2 separate regions of the Homo sapiens genome follow, and region 1 is linked to region 2. A link is an interaction called in ENCODE POLR2A ChIA-PET data of the cell type or tissue named here. Cell type or tissue: CD4-positive, alpha-beta T cell. All regions are shown on one strand. Region 1 overlaps HAS1 (hyaluronan synthase 1). Region 2 holds the start of SIGLEC8 (sialic acid binding Ig like lectin 8).

Region 1 (8,000 bases), 260 kb after region 2:
TAAAAAGGAATGAATCAGTGATACATGCAACAACATGGATGAACCTTGATATGCTAAATGAAGGAAGTCACAAAAAAAAGCACATACTGCAGGATTGCATTGATATGAAATAGCCAGAATAGGTAAATCTATAAAGAGAAAGCAGATGAGCAGCTGCCCAGGTCTTAGGGGGATAAAGGGGTGAGAAAGGAGAAGTGAGCTGCCAATGGATATGGGGTTCCTTTTGTGGGGTGATGAAAATGTTCTAAAATTAGATTATGGTGGTGGCTGTGCAAACCTGTAAACTTAACTAAAAACCATTGACTTGTACACTTCTTTTTTTTAGATGGAGTCTCATTCTGTCACCCAGGCTGGAGTGCAGTGGCACGATCTCAGCTCACTGAAACCTCTGCCTCCCAGGTTCAAGCGATTGTCCTGCCTCAGCCTCCTGAGTAGCTGGGATTACAGGCACATGCCACCATGCCTGGCTAATTTTTTTTGTATTTTTAGTAGAGATGGGGTTTCACCATGTTGGCCACGCTGGTCTCGAACTCGTGACCTCAAGTGGTCTCCCTGCCTCGGCCTCCCAAAGTGCTGGGATTACAGGTGTGAGCCACCGCGCTCAGCCAAATTGTACACTTTGAGTGAGTGAACTCTGTGCGAGATAAATTGGAGACAAATATGGACAACTCTCCCAAGGAAATTTGCTATTAACCGAAATAGAAATGGAACAGTTGTTTACAGGGAAACTGAGGTCAAGAGTGGGGGTCTTAAAAGTGGGAGAGTAACAATATGTTCAGATGCTGATGGGAAAGGCTCCGAAGCGAAAGGAGAACTGACGGAGGATCAGGTGGGAAGAACTGCTGGAGTGAAGTCTTTGAGCAGACAAAGAGGACATAGGGTCTGGTGCCCTGATGGAAGAGGTTGGCACTGGCTTGGAGCACAGACAGGTCACCCTCAGCAACAGGAAGAAGGTGGAGTGTATGGACACAGGGGCAAGTGAGTGGGAAGACGTGGAGATGGGGACTCCAGCAGAAGTTTTCTTTTTTAACCCCTATTTTCTCAGTGAGATAGGAAGCCAGCTAAGAGGGAGGGGAGGAGGTGCTGGAGGTTTGAGGAGAAAAGGGATGTGTTACCCTTCTAAGTAGACGGACCAGAGACAAAAGCACCATCTGCAGTACCTGCCAGTGTGCGGCAGGTGGCAGGTGCTTGGTAAGTACCCGTGAATGAGTTGAGTAATTTAACCCTCACACCAACCCTGCCCCAGGGGATTAATAATCCCTGTTTTCAAAAGAGGGAACCCCAGGTTCCAAGGAAGGAGAGTGTCTTGTCCAGGTTCAAACGGCTAGCACCCAGCACTGAGCCCAGCGTCCCCAATTCTCAATCATCCATTCCCCTTAGTTCTCAAAAAGGTGGAGGCTGGGGGAAAATAAATAAAATTCTTTATTACATCCTGATCACACAGTAGAAATGGAGATTAAATAAGAACGAGGAGAAAGCAGGACCCTTTCCCTCCACTCCTCAGATCCCACACCCTGACCAATAAATACCCTCCCTGGAGACCCAGAAGTCCCAGTCCCAATATAGTCCAGACTGAAGAATCTTGGGCTGACCCCCTCGTTTTGCAGAGGAGGGAAACTGAGGCCCAGAGAACCACCCAGCAAGTTCGTGGCTCGGGGCCCAGCAGCTCTCCTCTGGCCTCCCCTGAAGACCCTTGAGGCGGCATCCGCGTGGCTGGACTCACACCTGGACGCGGTAGCCCCCGGTCCGCCGCCGGCAAAGCCTCCGCACGCCCACCCAGTACAGCGTCAACATGGCCACCCAGTAGCCCACGTAGGCGCCGGCCCCCGCGGCCAAGTGGTAGGCCTCGGCTGCGCGGGAAGGGCCGCTCCAGTCGGCCCTGGCCTCGTGTGCTACGCTGCGGACCAGGCCCCCAAGCAGCAGCAGCGCCCAGAGCGCCAGGGGCAGCAGAGGGACGTAGTTAGCGGCCAGCTTCCGCCGGCCCGAGGTGCCCCAGCCACTCTGGTTCATGGTGACTAGCGCCAGGAACTTGGCAGGCAGGAGGCCACACATGTAGAGGGGCGCGTAGAGCGACAGAAGCACCATGCGCAGGCAGCCCCGCAGCCAGGCCGCGAAGGCCGCCTTGGCCAGTGCCACGCCCTGCACGCACAGCAGCACCCACAGCAGCGCCCAAGGGCGGCCCGCGTAGAACAGACGCAGCACAGTGGCCGCCACGAAGAAGGGGAACAGGCCGGAGACCACCGCCTCGTAGGTCATCCACGCATGGTGCCGGTGCCACCAGAGCGCGTTGTACAGCCACTCACGGAAGTACGACTTGGACCAGCGTGTCTGCTGGCTCAGCCACCGCAGGAAGGACGAGGGCGTCTCTGAGTAGCAGCGGGACCTGGAGGTGTACCTGCACGGGGGCGAGGAATGAGGGCATCATCGCGTGCTCCCTGGGGCCTGGGCAGGATTCTGGAGGCAGAAATGACCACTGTGGACGGCCACTGGGGGCGAGTTTCTTAACCTCTCTAGGCCTCAGTGTTCTCATGTGTAGAATAGGGTGGATAATGGTTCCTAGGCCTGGACGCGGTGGCTCACTCCTGTAATCCCAGCACTTTGGGAGGCTGAGGGATAAGGAGTTCAAGACCAGCCTGGGCAACATAGCAAGACCCCATCTCTACTAAATAAATAAATAAATAAATAAATAAGCACCAATGGGTGGGATGCAATGGCTCATGCCTGTAATCCCAGCACTTTAGGAGGCTGAGGTAGGGGGATCACTTGAGGCTAAGAGTTTGAGATCAGCCTAGGCAACATAGTGAGACCCCATCTCTAAAAAAAAAAAAAAAAAAAAAAAATTAGCCGGGCGTGGTGGCCTGTAGTCCCAGCTATTTGGGAGGCTGAGATGGGGGAATCACTTGAGCTCAGGAGTTTGAGGCTGCAGTGAGCCATGATCGTGCCCCTGCACTCCAGCCTGAGCCTGAGCAACACAGCAAGACTCTATCTAAGAAAAAAAAAAAGGCTCTCATAAGACAAGGATACTGTAAGGATTGAATGAAATTAAACGCCAAGTGCTTAGGACCAGTAGATAGTATTTGCTCAATAAATGTTAGCTACTACCGTTTTTACTATGACTATTGCTGTTACCATTACTATTGCTGTTACTAATATCATGTTGGTTACTGACACTATTACTAATACTATCACTAACATATTACTAATACTACCATGCTTACTATTACTGGCAGGCCCTATAGGGAGGAGCAAGATGGGTGTGGTTGCTACCCAGGGTAGTCTATGTATTAGAACTTCTCAAGGGAACCATCAGGCCTCCTTCCTGTTTTGTGGCAGACATCATTAATCAATCCCTGCATGGTTTCCAGCCAAGCCCACACAAGAGGAGAATCCTGGGCATTACTTGACAGTGTCCAGACTCCTTCCCCTGTGTCACTTGGCATCCTCAGTGGCCTCCCTGCTTCCGACCTTGCCTTTTGTAGTCTGTACCCAAAACGGCTGCCAGAGGGATCCCATTACAACGTGTCACTTCTCTGCTTAAAACCCTCCCATGGCTCCCTCATCTTAGTCAGAGTCCTTAGACCTATAAGCCTTTCATGAGTGGACCACTCCTTAACTCTCCATCCTGCTCTCCTAATACTCCCCCAGTTCAGTGCTCCAGCCACACTATTCTCAGCCTTGAGCCCCATCCTACCTCAGGCACTCCACTTAACACTTCACCCCCAACCCCAAAACTTCCTATCCACCACCCTTGCCCGGCATTATTTATCTCCATAACACATATCATGAACATACTGTATGTTCTACTTATTTATTTCTTGTGTGTCTCCCCAACTGATGTAATCAATTGGTGTCCTGTCTGCCTATTGCTGTATCCCCGCAGCTTAAACATTCTAGGCACCTAGTGAATATTTGTTGAGTGAATTAATGCATGGATTCCCCTGGATTATCCCAAGTTTCCTCTGGGTATTTCAGTGGACCTGGCTTTGCAGAAATCACTCTCCCCTGAACTTCACTTGGTCTAGATCATCCTCCCCTGAGTCTCATGGAATTACTTGTCTTCTCTTGAAGAACTTACTAGAGTTCAGGTGCTCCTCTTCTCTCACTTGTTTCTTTCTCCGTGGCTCTCTCACTAGTTAGATCCCACTCTATCCATTTGTCTCTTGCCCTTCCTACTTCACTCCCCACTGTGCTACCTTGGTCTCCATGACAGAACCAACTCACCCTATCTCAATTCTAGGTGGAATTCTCTACCCTCACCTTGCCTCTCTTGGTAGAGTTCACCGCATTCCATGGTTCAATGCAAATGCCAGCCTTGTCCCTTATAGTATCTTCCCCTCTTCCCTAATATCTCACTTGGTAGAGTCCATTGGCTCAATGCAAATGGCCCCTCTGCCCATTATGGTATCCTCCTCTCTCCTCTAAAGTCTCACTTGATAGAGCCCATTGTCTGGTGAGTTACTTTGGATTTGGAGAACTCTCAGCATGCACACACGCTAGGATATTCATTGGCCTCCACACATACCCGACCACCTGGTCCCCTCAGCTTACTTGGTAGCATAACCCATGCTGAGCATGCGGTTGGTGAGGTGCCGGTCATCCCCAAAAGTACAGTGGGTACCCAGGAACTTCTGGTTGTACCAGGCCTCAAGAAACTGCTGCAAGAGGTTATTCCTATATAGGCCTGGGTGGAGGGGAGGTGTGAAAGAGTGTCAGCCTCTGCTGTCACCAACACCAACTCCAATGCTGTTTCCAGCCCCAACCCCATCTCCAGTTCCAACCCCATCCTCAGTCATCATAATCTCAATCTCAGCACTATCTCCAATCCCATCTCCAGCCCGAATCCTGTCCTCAACCTCATACGCACTCCAACTTGCCTGTCATTGAACTATACCCACTGTGACTGCAAACCTGCCCACCCCAGTCTCATCACCAATCCCATATCCATTCTCAGCCCCATCCAAAACCCACTGCAACCTCAAACCTGGCTCCAACTCTGTCTTTGACTCCAAGCCTATCCCATCTTCTTCCCCAGCCCCAGCCCCAATCGTCATCCATATCCTTTTTCCAACCTCACTCCCCACACCAAACTCAGCTTGAGCCCAAGCAGCATCCTCACCGCCAGCTTCCAGTTTTATCCCATCCCCAATTCCTGCCCTGCTGCATCTTTGTTCCCAACCCCAGTCACATCCTCAGCCCCATCCGGCTTCCCTTCTCCCTTTCCACCCCATCCACAGCCCTCCCAATCTCTGCCCCTGCTTACCTAGAGGACCGCTGATGCAGGATACACAGTGGAAGTAGCTCTGACAAGCCCGCTCCACATTGAAGGCTACCCAGTATCGCAGGCTGCTTAGGAAGCTGACCCAGGAGTCCAGAGGGTTAAGGATCCGCACGTCCCCACCAACAGCCCCTACCCGGGGGTCCTCGTCCAGTACCCGCACGAGCTCCAGCAGTGCCATGGGGTCCAACCTTGTGTCCGAGTCACAGACCTGTAAGGTGGAAGGGGCCAGGATCAGCACAGACCCCTGCATCAGGCTGATGCTTGAGAGGAAGGCATCAAGGGGTGCAATGCAGCTGGGGCACTCTGCAACCGATCTGAACATAATTTTGAGATTTTTTAAAGTCATTTTCAATGTGTAGTCACAGTTTAACATGTACTCCAAGATGCACATCCTTGTATGAACATGAACAATAAGACATATACCATCTCCTCTGGTGTGTGAGTGAGACCCCTAACTTGCTACTAAGCAATAGAATATGGCAGAAGTTATGGGATATAACTGCCATGATTATATTACCTAATATGGAAATGGTGAATAGGTTTTGCAATGTAATTAAGTCCCCAAATCTCTTGACTATAAGTTAATCAAAAGGAGATTATCCTGGGTGGGCCTGACCTAGTCAGGAGAACCTTTAAAAGCAGACCTAGAAGTCAGAGAGTCTCCTTGCTGGCCTTGAAGAGGCAAGCTACTGCTACCATGAGTTCTATGGCTGCAAGAAAGTGAATTCTGCCAACCAACAAATACATACGCTTGAAAGATAACCCCAAGCCTTAAAAAAGACCCAGCTCCAGCTGACACCTTGATTGCAACCTGGTGATATCCTGAAAAAAGGATCCAGTTGAGCTGTGCTGACTCTGGGCTCATAGAAACTATGAGATAATAAATGTGTTTCGTTCAAGCTGCCAAACATATGGTAACTTGTTATGCAGCAATGGAAAACTAATATAATGCATTAGAATTGCTACACCAGGCCAGGTGTGGTGGCTCACACCTGTAATCCCAGCACTTTGGGAGGCTGAAGTGGGCAGATCACCTGAGGTCAGGAGTTTGAGACCAGCCTAGCCAACATGGTGAAACCCTGTCCCTGCAAAAATACAAAAATTAGCCAGGCATGATGACAGGTGCCTGTAATACCAGCTACTGGGGAGGCTGAGGTGGGAGAATCACTTGAACCCAGGAGACAGAGGTTGCAGTGAGCCGAGATTCAACCATTGCACTCCAGCCTGGGCAACGGAGTGAGATTCCATCTCAAAAAAAAAAAAAGATTGCTACACCAAATGGGATGGATGAATGAGATAAATAAATGAAATTAATCTGTATATTGAATACATAGATAGATGGCTGAGTGGTTGAATGAAAGAATCTCAACACTGAAGGAGGGGAAAGGAAGGAGGGAAGAAGGAAAGAAGAAAGGGAACAAATCTCCACATTTAATAGATAAATGAATGAATAAATGAGTAAATGATCTCCATATTGGATGGATAGATGGTATATCCATGAGTGAGTAAAGAAAAAGAATTTCTACACTGAATGAAGTAAGGAAGAACTTTTATTTATTTATTTATTTGAGACGGAGTTTTGCTCTTGTTGCCCAGGCTGGAGTGCAATGGTGCAATCTCGGCTCACCGCACCCTCCGCCTCCCGGGTTCAAAAGATTCTCCTCCCTCAGCCTCCCGAGTAGCTGGGATTATAGGCATTCGCCACCATGCTCGGCTAATTTTTGTATTTTTAGTAGAGACAGGGTTTCACCATGTTGGCCAGGCTAGTCTAGAACTCCTGACCTCAGGTGATCCGCCCACCTCAGCCTCTCAAAGTGGCCGGCTGGAAGGGTTTAATTTTACATTGAATGGATGGATAACTGAATCAGTGGATGAATGAACAAATGAATCTCTATATTGAATGGATGGATAGATGAATGGATGAGTCAAGAATGAGTGAAATTGTCTCTTCCTGGAATGCGTAGGTGAATGAAAAAAGGAAAGAATGCCTCTACATTGAATGGGTAAATGAATGAATAAATGAACGAATGATCTCCATATTGGATAAAGGGATAGATGGATGGATGAAAGAATGAGTGAAGGAAAGAATCTCTCCACTGCATGGATGAAAGAATAAAGAAAGGGAGAGAGTCATTCAAATCTGTACATTGAAGGAAAGACCCCAGGAAAGTGGGATTTGGGTGTTCGGGTCACGAGTGGGCTGAAGGCGCCTCTACTCACCTGCACGTAGTCCACCGAATCTCCGAGCGCCTTGAAGGCTGTGTACATGACCTCGCGCTTGCCGCCCCAGCGCTGCGCCACGCACACGCACCTGCGAGTCCTCACCAGCGCCTCCACTGCCAGCCGCCCAGGATCCTCCGCCTCCACCTCCCGATAGGCTCCGGCGCCCACCGCGCCCGCCGCCGCGGGTTCCCAGGGCTGGTGGTAGTTGCCGTCCCACACGTACGTGGCGGGGTCCTCGTCAGCGAAGACCTCGCGGAACATGTCGACCATGTAGAGGTCCTCGGCGCGGTTGCCATCCACCACCATGAGGACGCGCAGCCGCGCGCGCGGGTACAGCAGGGCGCGGGCGGACGCCAGGCACTGGCGCAGGTACGCGGGGTCCTCCTGGTAGGCGGAGATGGTCAGCGCCACACTGCGCGCGGTGGCTGCATCCAGCGGCCCCCGCGCCGCCGCCGCCACCCGCCGGTGCTCCAGGTACGCGAAGAGGCTCTGCGCCACC
Region 2 (8,000 bases):
AATTGAGAACAACTTCACTGCATCTTTCAAAATTAGAAACAACATACGACACTGGTATATTTTGCTTTTAGGAATTTATCCCATACACTTAGATATTCCTGTGGAAGTAGATACAAGACTATCCACTGCACAGTTTCTGCGGAAGGATATTTGTGCCATGATTTTCCTTAAGGGATGCCACAAAGTCAGAGTCCATCTGTGCAGTGAAATCACACACGGTCCTAGAGGACGGGGTGGACAGTCTCACTACGATGTCAAACCACCTCTGAGATCCTCCAGGTGCACAAACCAAGACTCAGGGCAGCCTGGACGGACGCTGGTCAGTTCCGTGGAGGGGGATGGGCACTGGAGGACAGACTTTGCTGTGCATTTTGAATTTCTGCCCATGTGACTGTATCATCTGGGCAGAAGTACTTAGATCGAAACTACTGGGAAAACAGAAAGATCAGACAGAGGAAGTATTCAGGAGATGCCTGACAAGAAACTTGAAAGTCTGGTCCCAAAATAAAAACGAACAAAAACCAAAAAAATTGGGAGTCTGATCCAGCTGTGTGAATGTCACCCTGTCCTTGCTGTGGGGCCAAGGAAGGGGTGTGTGGAGGAGTCTAAGGGGAGCAGGGACAGGATGGGGACAGGGGCTCAGATGGTCACGCGGGCTGGAGATGTGGGCTCTTGTGCCCTGGGCTCACGCACAGTGGCAGCTCTGTTTCCCAAAGTGATTCCAGGATGAGGAGAGACCCAGCCCCATCCTGAGCTGAAGGCCCTGCTCCCCCAACCCCAGGGAGGGGGCTCTGTCCTACCTGTGGCATCTCCTTGGAAGACAGTCATGGTCAAGTTCCAAGGAGGGTCTGGGACAGAAAGACATGAAGACCCACATTACTATAAGGACTGGGGACATTGGCCCTGTCTTCCCAGGAGCTGCAAATACAGGGAAAATGGAGTCGGCATTCTCCTGACCCCACTCCCAGCCCAGATTCTGGGACCCAGAACCCAGTGTCCAGGCTTGAACCCCATCCCCTGCCCTCAGGAACACCTCCCAACCCATGAGGGACCTGGGCATCTTGGTCCAGCACTCACAGGACACATCGAGGCGGACGGTACTGGTCGTGGTCACACCTGTCCCAGGCAAGGTCACCTGACAGGTGAGGCTGGTGCCGTGGTCCTGGGGCTTTGGGGTAAGGGTGAGCACTGAGGAGCGGGCAGTAGTGGGGCCCGGGGAGGACACGGAGGCCCCAATCCAGGAGATCATGGGGGGTGTCCCCTGCTTACAGGCCCAGGGCACAGAGCAGGTCAGGTTCCTGGAGTGGCCAGACTCTAGGGTCCCTAGGATGAGGATGTCAGGCCTATGGGTCAGGGCTGGTGAAGATGGGGACACAGGATCAGGAGGAGGTATTTCAGGTGCAGCCCTGGAGGAAGCTCAAGCTCTGGTCCAGCTCCTCCCCGGAGACCGACTTATTTCAATCCCAACCCCCTCCCAGGCCCCATCCCAGCCCTGCCTTTCAGCCCCTCATGACCTTCCCCTGTGGCCTGTGCTGGAGCCCGTGCCTTACCTGTCACAAACACAGACAGCTGCTTAGTTTTGTAATTCAACTGTGATTTGTAACTCCATTTCATGCTTCCTCTCTCTAGCCGAAAGAAATATGACCCCTTATCCCTCTTCCTGGCGTCTCTGATGCTCAGGGAGCAGTCGTTGCTCCAAATGTCCCCAAGGAGTTGGAATCGGCCCTGGGTCTCTGCCTGCACTTCTCTGTCTGGGTTGTTTGTGGCCACTGGAGCGTCTTGGTATGGTCTGTCTCCTGCCCGGAACCAGTAGCCATGAACTGGGTCAGAGTCAGTCCAGCCATCCTGGGGGTAGGAGAAGGAGCAGGGCACATGGACACACAGGCCCTCCTGCACCGTCACCAGCTCCTGCACTTGCAGCAAGTAACCATCCCCATATTGTCTGTCTCCCTCCATCCCCTTTGTCCCCCAGAGCAGGGGCAGCAGCAGCAGCAGCAGCAGCATGTCTGGGTTTGAAGGCGCCAGGGCCGCCAGGGAACGTCTGTTCCTCAGGGTTCTTCTCTCAGAAACTGAGGTCTCAAGACTTAGGGGAGGTCCCGCAGGAGGTTGGGGGTGAAGTCAGAAAAGTGACCTCCTCAGAGGAGGAACTTCACACACAGACACTGTCAGGGCCGGGTCAGTCCTGGGAGATCCACTGTCCACCACCCCATTTCCACTCCTGGGAACCCTGAGGCCAGAGAGGGTGAGAAACTCATCCAGATTCCCACCCTATGCAGGGCCCAACCTCTTTCTTGCTTCCCGGACTTGCCCTTCCATTTGGGTAACATTTTCTGCAAGGTGAAATTGGGTCCCATCTGGCCAGACCCCTGAATCACCCCCGGGGCTGTCACTGTTTGTGGAGGTCATACCAGCCAAAGGTGGAACTCAGGGCCATGAGAGACTGGGGTGCAGGTGAGGTGAGCAGGCAGCCTCTCCTCCCTCTCTCAGCAGCAACGAAGTGGGCACCTCCTCTTTACACAACGAGGTCAACAGAGCAGAGCCAGACACTGTCCTCAAGGAGTCACTGTGCAGAGGGGAGACACGGAGGCTCCTGACGTCTGAGCTCCCCAGGACGGGAGCTTCAGTGGGGGGCACAGGCAAGGTGGGGTCGTTCTCCCCTAGGTCAGGGGTTCAGTCTCAGGAGGCCTGAGCAGAGGGACACGGGGCTGTGGAGGTGAGGATTCTGCATGTTGATACACACGAAGGACGGGGGGCGGGGGGAAGCCTGGCTCGCAGGAGGCCTGGGAAACTGAGGCTGTAACTGTTGTACTGTGGGGTTTGGAAGGGAGAAATGTCAGAAGGGAAAGGGTCAATTTGAAAAGGGCACACACTTCTCCCTTTGTTGCAGCTATCTGGGTATCAGAATGGGTTTCTTCACCACCCGTATCTTACTCAGCCACACTTCCCCTGGTTACTGCACAGCAGGCGGGGTCTGTCAGCCCTGGGGCTTTGCTCCTGCAGGCTCTGCTTCCAGGGGTCCAGGTGAACAGGTGTCATGGAACGAGGACACCAGCCCTGGGGTGTGCACCTTCAGCGATGGGCAGGATTTCTTGAGAGAAGAAATGTGCACCTGAATTCAACAGATGATGATGATGATGATGATGATGATGATGATTATTATTATTATTATTATTATTATTATTTGAGACGGAGTCTCTCTCTGTCGCCAGGCTGGAGTGCAGTGGCGCGATCCCGGCTCACTGCAACCTCTGACTCCCTGGTTCAAGCGATTCTCCTGCCTCAGCCTCCCAAGTAGCTAGGATTACAGGCATACGCCACCACATCCAGCTAATTTTTGTATTTTTAGTAGAGCCGGGGTTTCACCATGTCGACCAGGATGGTCTGGATCTCCTGACCTCATGATCCACCCACCTCAGCCTCCCAAAGTGCTGGGATTACAGGTGTGAGCCACCGTGCCTGGCCTCAACAGATTATTTTAAACTGTGTGGCTGGGGGCTGGGAAGAAGTTAAGGGGGATCCTGGGAGGCGGAGCCTCCTTAGACTCAGGTCAATTTTCTTGAAACATTTTTTGGGGGGTAAATATAAGAAATATAGATAAAAACAACCCCCAAAGAAGACCTCAGTGATTTACATACAACGAGCCCCCTCCTAGAAATGGCACATTGACAAAGTCCCCAGCGCTGCTCATTTGTTTCTCCTTCTTATTGGCCACACCCCACTCCCTCCCAAACGATCCCCTAGCCTCACTTTGGTGCAAATTGCCTCAATGCTTTTCTATATAGTTTTATTATCTGAGCAGGCTGCATTTACTAAGCTTTTGCACGTTTTTCTGAAGACTTTGTATACACAGAAAATCAAACTCTACTTTCTTCCACTCAGCTTCATGGATCTGCCCGTCTCCTATCTTCCCCTCATTACTTATAACCTGGAGTAGATCATTCGGCTGTGATAATTGAGAAGGGAAGGTGCAGGGCTTGGGTGTGCATAGCCGACTCCCACCCCCATCACCAATGCTTGCATTTGTAGCTGGTATCTCATTCTGCAGCCATTTCCCCCTCCTGGGCCTCCTATCCTTGCCCAGTAGAGACAGCTGCAGTATCTCAATAGTCAGAAGGGCCGAGCCATGGCACAGGTCTTTTCCATGGTCCCCAAGTGGTAATTGAAGCCTTCAGTGAAGACTCCTGTGCAGGCCTTGCTCTCCAGCAACTTAGCCAGGCTGGAACTACAATTCCCAGAATCCCCTTCCCTGTTTGCTTCCTGGACAAAGTTCACCACAAGGGAAGGGGGAAGTTGGAGCAGCAGCCCTGAGGGGTCCGTGTAGGGGCAGGAGCTGTTGCAGCTCTCACATATTGACGCTGACCACTGGCCCATCTCATAGGGAGACACGATAGCCGCTCACTTGTTCACCTGCTGGACGGCAAGGAGGGCGTGTGGGACACCACGGGCTATGCCTTAGGGAGCAGAGAATCATTGAATCCTGACATGGGGATTGGTGACCCACATGGACACAGGTGGCCCAGAGAGACACATACAGTGACAGGCAAGGGATCCATAAAATGGCATCCCAAATAGTTCTCTCATCCTAAGACGATGTCCCAGGGTCTCTTTGACCTGACAACTAGCGCCATTCACCTTTTCAGGGGAGACCCAGCTTCCCAGGGCAAAGGGAAGGACACAGCGCATCTCAGTACCCAGAATGCCCAATGCTTGGGTGTGTGTGTGTGTGTGTGTGTGTGTGTGTGTGTGTGTGTGATTGAGAGAGAGAGAGAGACAGAGAGAGAGAGACCCTGTGTGTGAGGGAGAGGGAGTGTCTGTGTGTACCTGTGTGTTTCTGTGTATGAGCTGAGCACTGCCTCCTTGGGCAGTGTGACAGTTAATTTGATGTGTCAGCTTCACTGCCCTGGGAACCCCCATTCGTGTGTCCTTTCATAACCTCATTCCTTACCCTTCACATGCACATAGAGCATTTCTGTAATTACATTCACATAGATCTCCCTTTTCTCCCTAAAGAGGTCTGTCCCTGCATCTCGCCTCTGTGTGTCTCTGACGTCCAGAAAGCAGGTGCTGGCCTGGGGTCTGAAGCAGGTGGAATTGGCTCTGGGTCTCCTCCTGCTCTTTTCCAACTAGATTGCTTCCAGCCACTTGAGGATCCTGATGGAAATGTCCCCTTTCTGGGACAGTAGCCTTGGACAGGGCTGGAGTCAGACAGGTACCCACAGGGGTGGAAGATGGAGCAGTGCGTAGTCACAGAAACCCTCCTGCACCTGCACCAACTCTGGGGCTTCCTGCCGGGATCTCATATCCTGAGCCAGATCCCCTGTGGGGAAATGAGGGTCAGCCCAGCCCAGCCCCATGGTTCCTCTCCCTGAGGCCCATTCTCCTGCCCACAGCAGGGGCAGCAGCTATTGCAGCGTGAGCTTCTTTAGGGTGAGCCTTGGTGTCGCAGGGCCCTAGAAGGGCCCCACAGGAAGCCTGGGGGTAAGATCAGAAAAATAACTGACCACAAAAGAGGACCTTGGCCCCGACACTGCCAGAGCTGTCAGGGCTCCTGGGGAGTGGCCATTTCTACTCTCCGGATGGGTCTTCAGTGTGGGCCACACACAGCAGGGAGGCCCCGACCCACAGCTGCAGGCTCTCTGCCCACAGCCTTTCCCTCCCACAGCACTGTCCACACCAGGGAAGCAGGCACTGCCTGTCCATTACAGCTTCTAGGTGCTCGGGAGGGTCAGTCCTGCCAGAGCTGGGACTCAGGAGGGGCTGGCGGAGGAACCACGAGGCATGAGAGATGGGGAGGGGTCCCCCGAGGCGGGAGAGGTGATGTTTAATGAATGAGCACAATCACCACATCAGGAGCATCTCCTCCTTTCAGGGGGATGGAGGCAAAGGGGAGAGTGTGACAGACTCTGTCTCCTTCCTTGGGAAGTTCCCTAATGAACGAGGGGGCAGAGGAGCCCTGGGCCACCCCAGCTCCTGTTAGTAAGGGCTGTGATGCTTGAAACACAGGCAGGGCTTGTGGAACCCCGAGGGCCCTGTGCAGCTAGAAGGTGCGGTCTCAGGTATACTCGGGCAGAGTGGACGGGACCAGGACTCTGAGGTGCTGTGAGCATGCGGCCCCACAGGTGGTCCCCAGCCTTCCTAACCTTCTCAGTGCCCCCTGCCCAGCATGCCTGGTGGTGACTGCACAGCCGAGGCCCTGTGAGCCCAGCATGGGGAGCAAGGCTGAGCCCAAGATGCTAGGGGAGGCCCTGGCTCTGGAGTGTGAGGGTCCTGGGCCCTCTCCCTCCAAGTCTCAGTCTCCTCATCTGTCCCCTGGAGGGATCACAGCACCCACCCCTCAGCCTGAGGGAGAACCCAGCTCGAGGAGGCGACGTTCTCTGCAGACTCAGGCATGGCCAACATGCTCTGTGTCCCTGGGCAGGCCCGAAGCATCCACGTGTCTGGCCCTAACCATTCTCAGGGGTCACTCGGAGTCCTGCCCTCAGTAAGGAGCTCCTGGTGGTCCACACTGCTCTGGGGCTTCCTCAGCTGAGGCCTCACAGAGAGAGTTCAGGGGTACAGGCTCTGTAGCTGGATGGCTGCTGGCTTGAGCTGGGCTCTGTAAAACCCACGGTGCTGTCTTGGGAGGGGGCTTACCTGCACTGTGCATCGTCGGATGTCAACACTTACGGGGTGTCAGGGATGAACTGTGTCCCCTACAAATTCCTATGCTGAAGTCCTAACCCCCAGCACCTCAGAAAGTGACCATATTTGGAGACGAGGACTTATAAAAAGGTGACTAAGTTAAAATGAAGTTGTTAGCTCTCATCCTACATGAGCTGTGTCTTTATTAGAAGGGGTGATTAGGGGTGGAGTGTGGTGGCTCAGGCCTGTAATCCCAGCACTTCCGGAGACCGACACGGGCAGATGACTTGAGGTCAGGAGTTGGAGACCAGCTTGACCAGCATGGTGAAACCCCGTCTCTACTAAAAATACAAAAATTATCCAGACGTGGTGGCATGTGCCTGTAATCCCAGCTACTCCAGATGCTGAGGCGGAAGAATTGCTTGAACCCGGGAGACGGTGGCTGCCGTGAGCCAAAATGGTGCCACTGCACTCCAGCCTGGGCGACAGAGTGAGGCTCTGTCTCAAAAAAAAAAAAAAAAAAAAAAAAAAGGTGTGATTAGGACAGCGACATACTCGGGAGAAAGACCACGTGGGACACAGGGAGAAGATGCCACCCGCAAGCCACCGAGAGGCCTCAGAAGGAAGCAACGCTGACCACAGCTTGGTCTCAGACTTCCAGCCTCCAGAAGGGTGGGAAAACAAAGGCGTTGGTGAAGCCACTCGGTCTGTGTTCCTTTCTCAAGGCGGCCCTGGCAAGAGAGTCCATGGAGTGGTCGAGAGGATTCGATGTGTTCCTGTGAGCACAGCCCGGTGTGGACCGCGGTGGATGCAGAGTCCCACAGGGGTCTGGGACAGCCTGTAACATGGGATGCTCAGAGGATGGAAGGAGAAAAGGGAAGGGAAGGGCTCCTCACCAGAGGAAACCTGTGCTGCTGCCGCCCTGTCTCTGACATCTGCAGGGCTGCCCCCTCCACCCACACTCTCCCTCCCTCCCCAGGACCGGGCAGGGCTCTCAGCCGCAGCCCCTCGCTGCCCCTGCACCCTGGGCAGTTGCCTCCCATCTATGGGGCGGAGCCGCCTGGGCGTCTGGGCTGGGCGAGGCGGAGCCTGGAGGGGCACCGGCCACGGGCAGGGGAGACAGAGGCGGGCACAGCCTGGCGGGGTCCGGGCTGAGCCAGCGGGGAGGACGGGGCTGTGGGAGCCCAGCGGAGAGGGTGAGGATCCGCGGGCAGGTGGGACAGGTGAGCTGGGAGGTGAGAGATGGGCAGGGCTGCCTGAAAGGCAAGTTCATCCCAGAGCAGCGAGCAGGGCGCAGCCAAAGGCCGTGGGGGAAACAGCGGCGAGAAAAAAACGGCCAAAATTCTGCCCGCAGTGCGCCTGTATCCTAGTGCGGCGGC

The links. Peaks named below come from ENCODE experiments on the same cell type or tissue, not always from the same donor. Only the 100,000 strongest peaks of a DNase experiment are listed, where the experiment ranks them.
Region 1: POLR2A ChIA-PET joins it to region 2 with 17 read pairs; 3 of 35 experiments call an interaction of 5 or more read pairs at or near these places.

Annotation. Positions count from the first base shown.
Region 1 is chr19:51,711,708-51,719,707 of GRCh38, forward strand. HAS1 (hyaluronan synthase 1) reads right to left here. Exons shown (of 5, transcript NM_001297436.2): 2 at 7,499-8,000; 3 at 5,261-5,486; 4 at 4,549-4,681; 5 at 1,405-2,395. The coding sequence ends at 1,720. It also overlaps a transcript of SPACA6 not described here. Among named protein-coding and RNA genes, the nearest start is that of HAS1, 8.3 kb to the right of the region's middle. In CD4-positive, alpha-beta T cell, no CTCF peak of the experiment used is centred here; no DNase peak of the experiment used is centred here; H3K27me3 peaks cover 1,512 bases.
Region 2 is chr19:51,456,384-51,464,383 of GRCh38, forward strand. SIGLEC8 (sialic acid binding Ig like lectin 8) reads right to left here and starts at 2,071. Exons shown (of 7, transcript NM_014442.3): 1 at 1,551-2,071; 2 at 1,078-1,356; 3 at 801-848. The coding sequence starts at 2,004. It also overlaps the pseudogene SIGLEC25P. RefSeq lists an enhancer at 6,834-7,582. In CD4-positive, alpha-beta T cell, no CTCF peak of the experiment used is centred here; a DNase peak (open chromatin) is centred at 4,908; H3K27me3 peaks cover 1,647 bases.